Regions from separate parts of the Homo sapiens genome. Here all the other regions are linked to region 2. A link is an interaction called in ENCODE POLR2A ChIA-PET data of the cell type or tissue named here. Cell type or tissue: GM12878. All regions are shown on one strand. Region 1 has its middle 11 kb from the start of IER5. Region 2 overlaps LOC107985232 (a long non-coding RNA gene). Region 3 overlaps CACNA1E (calcium voltage-gated channel subunit alpha1 E).

The links. Peaks named below come from ENCODE experiments on the same cell type or tissue, not always from the same donor. Only the 100,000 strongest peaks of a DNase experiment are listed, where the experiment ranks them.
Region 1: POLR2A ChIA-PET joins it to region 2 with 6 read pairs; 1 of 35 experiments calls an interaction of 5 or more read pairs at or near these places.
Region 3: POLR2A ChIA-PET joins it to region 2 with 6 read pairs; 1 of 35 experiments calls an interaction of 5 or more read pairs at or near these places.

What each region holds. Positions count from the first base shown.
Region 1 is chr1:181,097,288-181,101,287 of GRCh38, forward strand. No RefSeq gene overlaps it. Among named protein-coding and RNA genes, the nearest start is that of IER5, 11 kb to the left of the region's middle. RefSeq lists enhancers at 1-62, 2,396-2,595. In GM12878, no CTCF peak of the experiment used is centred here; a DNase peak (open chromatin) is centred at 2,414; H3K4me3 peaks cover 1,602 bases; H3K27ac peaks cover 2,407 bases.
Region 2 is chr1:181,428,606-181,432,605 of GRCh38, forward strand. LOC107985232 (a long non-coding RNA gene) reads left to right here. Exons shown (of 3, transcript XR_001738319.2): 2 at 2,612-2,726; 3 at 3,311-3,784. It also overlaps a transcript of CACNA1E not described here. Among named protein-coding and RNA genes, the nearest start is that of CACNA1E, 53 kb to the right of the region's middle. RefSeq lists an enhancer at 1,697-1,976. In GM12878, no CTCF peak of the experiment used is centred here; a DNase peak (open chromatin) is centred at 1,826; H3K27ac peaks cover 3,480 bases.
Region 3 is chr1:181,486,715-181,490,714 of GRCh38, forward strand. All of the region lies in intron 1 of CACNA1E (calcium voltage-gated channel subunit alpha1 E), which reads left to right. Among named protein-coding and RNA genes, the nearest start is that of CACNA1E, 5.2 kb to the left of the region's middle. In GM12878, no CTCF peak of the experiment used is centred here; no DNase peak of the experiment used is centred here; H3K4me3 peaks cover 2,354 bases.

The DNA.
Region 1 (4,000 bases), 330 kb before region 2:
GAATGCATTTTGAAAGGCGCTCCTAGCCTGCACTGCAGAGAGCAGCTGTAAAGATGCGGTGTGGGGGCGATTCTGGTGCGTGGGCTGGCCCAGCTGTCTGCTTCCCAACCTTTCAGTCACCTCAGCATCAGGCATCTGGCTGCCTAACATGGAGCTGGCAGCTTGCTAAGGCTCCTGAATGCCCTCAGGAGATGAAGCGGGGAGTCTCTTACTTTACCAGGCAGAAAAGACTAAATGAGGTCCAGAGAGTGAGCAGCAGGTCATCATGAATGGTCAAGTGAGGACCCAAGCAGAGGCAGTGTTAGAATCAGCCCTGGACTGATTCCTTGAGACCTCTCTGGGCAAAGGGCTGTGGTCTTGACTCTGAACATGTGACTCACGATTTGAAAAGTCATTCATCTTTGTTGGTTTCTATTTACAGTTTTAAAATAAAGTATCCACTTGCCTCACAATTGTGATTAGAAGATAAATTAGTGTTTGTAAAGCAAAGCTAAAAGATATAAACAACTCACTCCTGGATCCCATCAATTAAGCATTGACAGGAACACCCAGAAGAAACTCATGAATAGGGAATACAAAGATGCAGACAACAGGACCCTGGCCCTCACGACCATTACATTCCAGTTAAGACGCAAAACAACATAGAACCCCCCCAAAACTTGATAGTATGTTAAGTGTCGGCTAGTCGCTTGCTTCTTAAAGTATGGTCCAGGGACCATGGGTATCATCTGGGAGCTTATGAAAAATGGAGAGTATCTCAGGCCCCACTTCAGACCTACTGAATCTACAGTTTAACAAGATCCCCAGGTGATCAATATGCACATTAAAGTTTAAAGAGCAGATATTTCCACTGATCTCAGAATCAAGCATGAATTTCTCAGCTTTAGGTCACTCAAGGTCCAGCTGTGTCTTGTTATTTCTTCTCTCACATGCTGCCTCCAGCCATACGAACTATCTGCAGTTTAGGTAACTTATTTGCAGGCTTCTGGGCCTCTTCACGTGCTGCTTCCTAGAGAGGCATGGTCAAGTTTACAGCTTAACTGTGAGAATAAAGAAACTACAGGGAAGGAAAAAGAGCAGAAAGCTAAGACCTAGTGATGAGGAAGCCTAGAGGTAGGGGCTAGAATAGGAAGAGGGCTCTGTTAAAAGGAACAGTTTGCAGAGAGGTAGGAGTAGAGTCTGGCTGCTGTGAAGGGAGATGGGGCAAAGAAAATGTCCTTGAACTAAGACTGCCATTAGTGAATTATTATTATTATTTGAGACAGGGTCTTGCTGTGTCTCCCAGGCTACAGTGCAGTGGAACGATCACAGCTCACTGCAGCCTCAGCCTCCCAAAGTAGTTGGGACTACAGGAGCGCACCACCATGCCAACTAATGTTTATATTTTTTGTAGAGATGAAGTGTCGCCATGTTGCCCAGGTTGGTCTTGAACTCCTGACCTCAAAAGATCTTCCTGCCCTCAGACTTTCAAACTACTGGGATTACAGGTGTGAGCCACTGTGCCCAGCCACATTTTTTTTCTTTTAGAGACAGGGTCTTTGTTGCCCAGGCTGGAGTGCAGTGGTGCAATCATAGCTTACTGCAGCCTTGAACTCCTTGGACAAAGTGATCCTCCTGCCTCAGCCTCCCGAGTAGCTGGCACTACATGCACACGCCTCTATGCTCAGCTAAGTTTTAACTAGTGAATTTTGACAGAGGTTCTGTAGAAGATGGTAGAGAAAACTAGATTATAAGTGAGTGGAAAGATGTGGGGGCCCTGGCTGTAGCTCCTTCCCCAAGAAATTTGGCATAAAGGCAAAAAAGAACCAGGTGGCAGCTAGAAAGGATCTGGGGTCAATTGAAAGGGCCTGCACATGTCTTAAGGCAGAACCATTGGGTGCAGAAAACAGCTAGAGTGACGGTGAATGGGATTTGAATACATAAACTCCTAAATATGAGTCTCTTATCAGGAGGAATAAACCCTTTCTTTTTCTTCTCCGGTCAAATAAAAGGAGACAAGAGACACTAATAAATCACTCCAGGGACCTTGTTAGTATCAGCAGTCTGCATTCCCCTCCTCAATCCCAGCTCACGAAGAACCTTGCAGCTGAAACTCCAGCATACCAGTTGGCAAGGTAACAAACTGCTAAGGGATCCTGGAGAATAAAAGGATCACTCCTGAAACCCTAGTGCTGCCAGCTACTAATCTAAAGATAGAGATTTCTGATGCTTCATCCCCTTTATAGATTAGGAGTTTAAAACATATTGGAATGGAAACATGTGCTATGAGGAAAGCAGGATTTGTCATTCTTGCCAGCAGAAAACACACATGCACACACGTGCACACGCGCACTTGTAGTCTGTTCTCATTTGGAAAGCCAGTTATGAATGAGCATGGTTTCCTGGGTAAAAATTTTCTCTTCCTTCCCTCCCCACCAAGTCTGACCTCATCTGTCATTTTCAGTGTTATGGAGGATTAGTCTGAGACTGAAAACAGGTTGAGACATGTCCAAAAAAGAGGCTCCGGATACCGAGAGAGGAGGGAGAGAAGCCAAGCAGTTTGAGGTCTCTTAAGGCAACTGACAAGAAGATCAAGAGAAGAATGTTAAGAGTAAGAGAGGAGAGTGGAGTGGACGGATAGGGAAGGCAAGAGAGACAGATGTCTGTGATGATTTAACGAGAAACACGAGATTAAAATAAATTCAGAGTCAGAAAACAGGAAGAATGTGAGGAGAAAAAGGTAATGGACTGAGAACTGCAGTGTATTTGATAAAACATAGCCCCGTTCAGATGGAAAAACAGCATCATCCCCCAGCAAACTCCTCTGGAACGTGGGGGTGGGGGGAATGCAAAAGAATTAATAGCTCCACTTGGTAGTGGGATCCTTTCATGCTAAAGGTGTGAAAGTGATTTACAAACCGGCATCATTACTGGACCTTTGTCACAGTTTGCTGAAAAGATAAGGTGAGGCTCTAACTTGTTAGTCTTTGCATGCCTAGACCACCCAGAGACAAAACTCAACCCAGGGCTCAAAATTCCTCCAGTCTGTTTGCTCTCTGTCCTAATTAGTGAAGCTATTTCTAAAAACAAACAGATATCTCGTCTCACAGATTCCCTCGCCCCACTGCTATCTGCATTTAGTGCCTTCTCCTGACTTGTCTGATTCTTCCACTCGCATTTCTTCTCAGGTACCAGGGTTGCAAATCTTGGCCTTACCCCCTACCTCCACCCCCCATCCCCCATACCTCTTACCAACACATCTAAACACTCGTTAAGCTCACAGCATTATCTTCACAATGTAGTTCACTTCTATTCCTGCTTTCTAGTTCCCACTGATACCATCTTCGTTCTTCAAACACTTCTTAGTCTGTTCTCCATTTCGCGTCAAAGCCCCCCTCACCCCCACCCCAGCCCTACCTTATAACTAATGGATTACTCATCTGACAGTACAGTTTTGGTGATGTTATCAGTCTCTGACTCAAAAGCCTCTAATAACTTCCCATATTCTCTATGAACTCCTCTGCCTGCCAGTCAGCCTTTCATTTAGCCATCATTTATTGTCTACTTTGTGTCAGGCACTGGGTACAAAGATGAGTAAGGAAGTTGATATCTAGAGGGAAGAGGGATGAAAAATGGATCATTACAATCCAGGGTTAATACTACTGTGATATAGGAATACTGATGAGGAATACTTAACCCAGACAGAGTGTGAGGGAAGGGTTCCTGCGAAGAGGAGGTTATTTCTGCGCTGAGTCGCAAATGGCAAATTGGACTTAGCCAAGTAGGGAATAAGGGGGAAATCATTCCAGGCAGATAGAGCTGCATGTGCAAAGGCCCTGAGGCCTTGAGAGCTGGTAGGAGCTGAACATCACAAATGCTTCCTTCCTTCTGTTTGGAGCACGGGTGTGAAGAATGGCCCTGAGGATTAAGAGGGGTCAGATTGCAAAACACTGGGCATGCCATGGAAGGGGGTTTGGTTTCACCTTAAAAGATGTGAGGGAGCCAAGGAAGGCTTTTAAGT
Region 2 (4,000 bases):
GTGTGTGCTGCTCTTGGGCCCCAGTGGTGGGTTTGTGATTCTGGTTCTGCTGCAGGACAGTGACACTCACCAAGCTGTGTTGGGTGTAGTTGTCTCAGGGAGGTGCCTGCTTTCAAACCAAAGTTCCTTTGATGGGGAGGACTGACCCCAGGAAGACTGATTGCGTATCAATATTACTCTAACCCATGGCCCTCTTTCATAACATGCACACTCCTGGAAAGGATATCATTAAATCTGGCATTGGTGCATGGCCAGGCTCACATAGGGTTGCTCAAGAAATGTTGCTGTAAAGGAGGCCGGGTGCGGTGGCTCATGCCTGTAATCCCAGCACTTTGGGAGGTTGAAGTGGGTGGATCATTTGAGGTCAGGAGTTCAAGACCAGCCTGGCCAATATGGTGAAACCCCATCTCTACTAAAAATATAAAAATTAGCTGGGCATGGTGGCACACGCCTGTAATCCCAGCTATTTGGGAGGCTGAGGCAAGAGAATCGCTTGAACCTGGGAAGCAGAGGTTACAGTCAACCGAGATCACAACACTGCACTCCAACCTGGGCAACAGAGTGAGATTCCATCTTAAAAAAAACAAAAAAGAATTGTTTCTGTAAAGGAAACTACCTATAGGAAGCTGCGTGACCTTGGCCAGGCCTCTTCACCTCTCTGGGCCCTTTTTAATGTGGATTAGAGGTGGTCCTTATTTTGGTTTGCTCCATACTGGGCAGCCAGAACCATCTAGAACACCAGCCAGGACTTGCTCCCCAAGGGTGCTCCTCTGTTGCGGTGCCTGCCTCTCTGCCCAATCTCTCTCCACACAGTGGAGGCTCTGAGTCTTTCCTACTTTGAGCCCTCATCTCCACCAGCATCTATGCGTAGCTCTGCTGTCTCAGGCGCCTCTCAAGAAGTTTCAGGCAGCAGAGTTGGTGGAAGCTGAAAAGTCATTTGAATTAGTTTGCCTGGGTCTATTGCTCAGGAGCCTGGGCACATCTCTTAACCTTTCTGGGGCTGAGGACACCAGCATTCAGGGTTGTGTGTGAGGTGCTTAGTATGATTATTACTCATGTTTGTTATTAGGCTCTGTCCTGCTTCCCCCAGGCTGTGGCCGGGAAGACAGAACAGCCATTTACACAGTAAGCTGCCCAATGACCCTGCCTTTCCCATTCCCAGTCTGCTTTTAAAAAATATGGGTGTCTAGACCCCAACCCTCAAAGATTCAGATCAGTTCATCTTAGGTGAAGTTTTAACAGGAAGATGTATATAGATGTATATATTTTACAAGCTCTTCAGGTGATTGATTAGTTTAAGAACCATTGATTGAGACCCATGGCAACTGGGCGGGCAGGTACCTTGTGCTCATGGGGCCTGCCCAGCCAGACACAGCCTTTTTCAGGAGCAAATCCCCCTATCTCCCTTTTGGGACACAGCAGACTGTCTGAGATCATCTGATGACCTCTACATACTCTTTTCTGGGACTAAGCTGCCTTTCTGGATCAGTTAGAAGGCAACTGGAACATCTCTGAAAGGTTCTGGATCTCTGTGCACATACAGTAAGGGGACAGAGCTCATTCTGTGACAGTCTTACCAATGCACCACAATGTAGCAGTCTCTCGTTGTAAGGCATCACCCGGAGTTCTTCGTTTCATGACCAAAAAAATTAAGGAGTGTGGACAAAGGGTGAGGTTAGAACGAAAGTTTAATAAGCAAAAGAAGAAAGTCCTCTGCCACAGAGGGGACCCGAAAGAGGGTTGCCTTTTTACAGTTGAATTCAAAAGCTTTTATAAGAAACTCCCCTCATCTCTGTAGCTGTTTGTGTAATTCCCCTTATCTGTGCAGCTGCGGGCATGTCCTTAGGCAAGCACAAAGCACAGCTTCTCTTGTTCGGGTTACTGTGGTTATGTTTTGGGTAGGTCCCCCACCTCCCTGTGCAAGTTCCCATGGAGCCCACTGTGTACATGCCCGAAAAGAGGAGGAAACCTTTCTGTGGGAGCCCACTGATTACACCAAGAACAAAGGCTGCTATGTTGGGCCTTACTTGCTTGTCTGTGCAGCTGCAGCCTGAGTTTTCCCCAGGCTGCTCTATTTGTGCCTGTAGCTTGATTTTTCAGGCTGTCTTTCATTTTGAAAGAATTTTACCAAAGACAAGCTTTAGCTGTCTGCCCAACTAGTTTTTCCTTTTCTCCTCCCTCAACTGGATCATAACTTATGACTCTGAGGCTGAGTCCTGGGATAGTTGGATGTAGAGGGGGCATTATCTGGATTTGAACCCAGTAATTCTTAGCTGTCTGATATTACATAAGTTACTTAGCCTTCCTGAACCTCACTTTCACCATCTATAGGACAATATGTGCTTTGCAATAATAACATTAGATTTCTAGAAACACACACACATGCATAACACCAGGAACAAATTTTCCTATAACTTATTTTATTGATTTCTTTTACATATATGAAATAGAAAAATGATATTCCAAAGAATTATACCTCTCAATTTTTTTTAGGAAAAATGTTTAAAAAATAAAAAAAAAAGAATTCAAATTGTGCAAGTAAAACAAAAGGTAAATTGGAGCTCTGCTTTAAAGTAAATTTCAATAGAAGATTGTTGTTGTTTTCTTTAAGTAAGAAGCTGAAATTGCGGAGTGAGTTTTGATGTGGCAGTGTGTATGCTGTCTTGGTTATCCAGCTGTTTTGACTCGGTTTTGATGGCAACATATACTGACCATGAAACTCAGAGGTAAGTAATTTCACCATTTTGAAGACACCCACAGCTCTTGACATTTTCAAAGGGTGGTTCCCAAAATAGGAGTTCTTTTGAGATGGCATTGGTATATTCCAGGGTGATGGATGCCAGAGATTGGCTGGGTGGCTTGATCTGGGTTGCAGACAGTTAAAAGTTAAAGAAAAGTAGGGTAGCTTCTACTTCCTTCATGACCTGGTCCAGGATATTAACAGACATGCCAGTGGACCTGGGTGCTTGATGTTACTTAACACAGGTATCATTTCCACTTTTTCCCTCTGCTCCAAGCCACAGGGAAACTCAGCCATTTCCAGGGCCCTTGGTTTCAGGAAGGTCTCTGCAGTTGCATGGAGCCTGCTTTGCCTGGCATTCTGCAGGATTCTTTAGTACAAGGATTTTGACTGGGTCAAATCAGAGATTTGGGCAAATTCCTGCATTTTAAAATAGTCTTCTCCTAAAACCCTTTCATTCTATGTGATGGACAGATAAGAGATACAGGGCTCCTGTATCAGAAATTTTATTTGACTTTTGGAGTAGAGTGACCTGAAGAACAAATTGCAGTTTTATTTTTCTCATTACAGCAAGTCAGGAGGAGGCAGCCTGGGCCTGGTGGGGCACTTCTCTGATGTCAACAGGGTCTGCCCACCCTGCCATCTTTAGTGTGGCTTCCTGCATCGCCGATCGACCAAGTGGCAGACCTGAGGGCAAAAGGAAGCCTGATATTGGAGTCAGCCCCCTTTGGAAGAACTTTCCCTACAGCCCACCTAGTAACTTCTGATGATACCTCCTTGGCCTGATTTAATTCAGTGCACCAAAAATATTATCATTTCAACACAAAACCAATGCAAACAAAGAATATGCCCCTAAATGAAATGGTGGGATCTAGTTTAATTTTTATCAAGAGACCTTCCTGAAGCCAAGGGCCCTGGAAATGGCTGAGTTTCCCTGTGGCTTGGAGCAGAGGGAAAAAGTGGAAATGATACCTGTGTTAAGTAACATCAAGCACCCAGGTCCACTGGCATGTCTGTTAATAAAAAAATTTTTTAATGTTTTCATTCATGTATCGTTTCAACTGAATCACATGTACCCTAAAACTTAAAGTATAATAAAAATAAATAAATAAAATAAAATAACAAAAAAATGTTTTCACAAAGACAGTTTTCAAAGTAACAAAGGACATTGAGAAAAAAAATCCTTTGGTTGTTCCAAGTGTACAGAACATCAGATAAAAATAACATCAATTTTCCACAGAGAAACCAAATATGTCATTT
Region 3 (4,000 bases), 58 kb after region 2:
ATCACATGCCTAAAACATTATCTAATTACCCAGTAATCACTAGTTGTTATTATTAATGGCATCTTTCAGAAATTTCAGCGTGCCTGAAGTGGGGAGGGGTCTTAGTTCAGGTGAAGTCCTCTAGATTCTTGCCTCTCAAAGAGAGCAAGGAGCTGCATCCACATCACCTGGGAGCTTGCTAAAAATTCAGAATCCTGGGCCCCACTTCAATCCTGCTGAATCAGAATCTGCATTGTAATGAGATCCCTGTGTGATTAATATGCTCATTAAAGTTTAGGAAGTACTTCTTTGCTCTTTGTAAGTGCCAGATTTTTTTTTTTTTTTTTAAGAAAGGAAGGTTGTTCAGTTGTTCAGAAAACATGTCAAGACCTGCTTTCATATTGACATTTGCACATTTAGCATGCTTGAGGATTTTGTTTGTGTTACAACACGTTTTGAGACTTACACTTTCATTGGCTGCAGAAAGTCACTGTAGGACGAGGGGGATAATGTACACTTCTATGTGCCGCATTAGTGGTCTCATCATGCTGTGCATTACTGGTCTTTAATCATGTTTGTCTGAAAAGATTGGTTAAGTAAAAGGAATGGTTTAATTTATGCTTCTAGGATCACCCCGACTTGGAGGGGGAGGGTAATCTTATCCAGTTATTAATAGGGGAGGTCTAGTTCTTATGGGAAGAAATGCTCAAGATAACCCAGATTTGGCATGAAAGATGGTGGCAAGTCAACAGCCTACTCTGAATGTGTTTCATTTTTCTTGGAAGCTACATCTGCATAGGGAGATAATTTTATTTTCTTATGGCACTTTCCTCTGCAGTGGATACCATACTCTTTTTAAAAATGCTAATGTGATTTAAAATGTGATGTTACATTCTATACGATTCCTCGTTTTCATTTTCTTTTTTGCTCATCTAATAGATCTTCTCTGGCAGTTGGCTGTTCTGAGTGCCCTCCCATGTTCACCGTGCCTCATGCTTACCAGCTCTCACTGTTTCATGCCCAGGGCCAGTTACCCTGTGGGCCATACAGCATCTCTCATGTGGTTTGCAGGATGCCCCACACTTGTTTGAACTTTTCCAGGTCACGGGTGTGAAGGCAAGAAGTAGTGTGTCTGGCTTGGAGACTCTATGCCAGAGTTGGGCAATAGGATATTCCCCCCACACCTCCATCGCCTTGGTTGTCTCAGCAGGGGAGAACATGCTTCGTGTGGAAATGAATATGGCTTACAGTAGGAAGGTCAAATATGTTTGCAGCCCTGAGATAATGAAGCTCATCACAATGAACCTGTGGACATTAATCCATGATTTCTTATTGTAGAGAATTTCACTGTATCCCCAAAGCACTCTGGCTATGGATCAGAGGTTGTATGCTTTACTACTGTGAATCTCCCATTGTAAAATGTCCGTTTATTTTGGAGGATTTTGGTGAGGGTTACCAAAAGTTTTAGTTCTTAAATCTCCCATTTTGGTGTCTTCTTTTCTTCTGCTTTTGTTGCCTATAAATGTATAGCACATTGCAGGATAGTAGACTGAGGTCCCGGTAAGAATTTCAGGTTTGATGTAACTAGTGAATCATGAGTCAAGATGCCTTGATTAGGGAAGATGATGGCAGCTAACAAGGATGAAGTCTGTAATTATATCCTATGATCAGATAATGCAGAGGGGTTCATATCTTCTGTGTACCTGTGCGTGGATGCAGATGGTGAAACAGATAGTGACTGCAGCTGGTACTGGAGCTGTAGGAGAAAGTTCTTCATTTTCTGAGCATCCCAGGACAATCTCTGAATTGCCTGTTGGCTTTGCTTTTGATATGAAGTGTGGGTAATGTTTCATGTGGAAACCAGGCCATGACTTGTTGTGGGGACCATTTATAATTGGGATGAAGCCTGAAAAATGAGTTGGAGTGAAGGAATTTGACAGAAATGAAATGACTTGAGGATAGAGACAAAAATATCCTCAATGTGATAGTTTTGTCTGTTGGTTTGCATGTCATTATTTCTCCACTTCCCTCCACTTGCTTTTTCTGCAATAGGCGCAGTGCATGCTATGAATTAAAGGAGGAAGAGGAAAGTAATGAGAACAGGCCTGCTTTTTTTTTCTTCTGAAACATCCAGACTCTGAAATTATTAGCTCCATCCAAAATTACTTATCTCTTTATAGCACTGCTGTACAAAATGTAGGTGTTTTTCCCCCTCAAATTCTGCTGCTTTCCCCCTTCTTTATAGGAACATCTGGTTTCTTTCAATCTTCATATTCTTAGTGAAAATAAAACTGAGTGAAGCTTTGCTAAGCTCTCAGAACTCTTGCAAACCCTTGACTCCATGTGTTTGATGAGCAGGTCAGCCACCTCCCTTACGTCATGCACAGGGCTGCCTGGAAAGCTACAGCTCACCAAACACCAAAGCCCAGATGTGCAATCCAGTCCATCAATGGTGACTCTGCTGATCTTATTTTGCTTATCACTGACCACAAAGACATAAAAGAGGAAACCTAAATGCAACTCTAATTAATATCCATTTATTCAGAGAGAGAGAGAGACCAGGTCTTTACTTTCTCTTTCTGCCCGTCTTTTCATCTTTCTATATTTCTCCCTCTCTCATTTTTAGGTTCAGCCTTTGTGAATAATTCATTATATGTGTGGGTTTTTCCTAGGATTTTCAGAAAAGGAAGGTTATTTGTCTTCCTCTTGGGTAGGATTATTAAGGTCTCTCACAGAGGACCAACTTCAGGAATCTACTTTTTCTCTAAGACCTTTGTTTTCTGCAGTGGGACTGTCACACAACAGAAAGGAAGCTGGGGAGAAATCTTGTAACCTGCTTTTTCTTGTCATTTTTATGATGACTGCCTCCTACCCAGCCCTGTTACATTTGAGTGCCCCCAAAATATGCAACTACTAGCCTTTTCTACTCAGAGACTGTGGTTAAGTGGAAGGTACGTGTCACTCTGAATCCTCTCATCATCTTGGGTTTTCACACTGATAAATGCTGAACGACTAGGCTAAGGAACAGTCCTCTGTAACCATTTCTTTTCAAATTCCAGTGTGAATTTTTACAGGAATTACAGGGAGCAGGGGTAGTTATGGGGACCAGGCATGGAAATTAGTGTCTAACACTCCGCCACCACTACCACCACCACGATGTGGCTTCTAAAGCAGTCCCTTCCACAGAGGGATAGAAACATGAGGGGCTTGGATCAATGTTACTTTTCCCAAGCCTTCTAAACATGCACAGAGAGGATGCACGTGTGGGTTCACCCATCAGTCATGTTTCCAGCATCAATCTTAATTAAGGACAGAAGGTATAGCACAAAGTTTTTAGACTCCCCCAACCTCGTGGTTTCTTAGTGTTAAGGTTATTGCAGAGAGATGTTTATGGTGTATCTTTGCTCACTGAGCACCCCAAATATGTTTCCTTATAAAGCTTGACGAGCCCCAGTGTCCTCATCTCTGGAAAGCAGGGAGCAGCTAGAAGATGTGTTCTTATAAGGTGAAGATGGGCCAGATTAAGGGGAACAGCAATGAATGACTTTAAAATGTGTCGGTTATCCAAGAGATCCTCCCTGCCACCTCCCAGAGCAGTGGGTACTTCTTAGGAGCTTCCTTTATTGTATCTTGAGCTCCAAATTTGTAGGACTAGATAGTTCCACCCTTAATCCTCTTACTTATTAAAAAAAAAAAAAGGAGCCTCAAATAGACCCATTTGTAAAGCAGTAGTTAATCCCAGAAGCAGGTGGGTGGGGCTTGGGAATGCTATGCCCAGCTAGGCTCCAGCCACGCTCCAGCCACGTGAGGCTTCAGAGAGAGGCCCTGCCTGGCACCTGTGCCAAGCATGTTTTTTTTTTTTTTTTTTGCCTGTGGGTGGTTGATTTGAATCACTGTTGCAACTCTGCATAATCTTGAGGCTATATTTTTGTGTGTGTGCTGCATTTTGTCTTTTGCTGCATTTTTGCTGCATTTGGGCTGCATCGGTTCTCTTCATCTCTGGAGAATTTGGAAAGCCTCC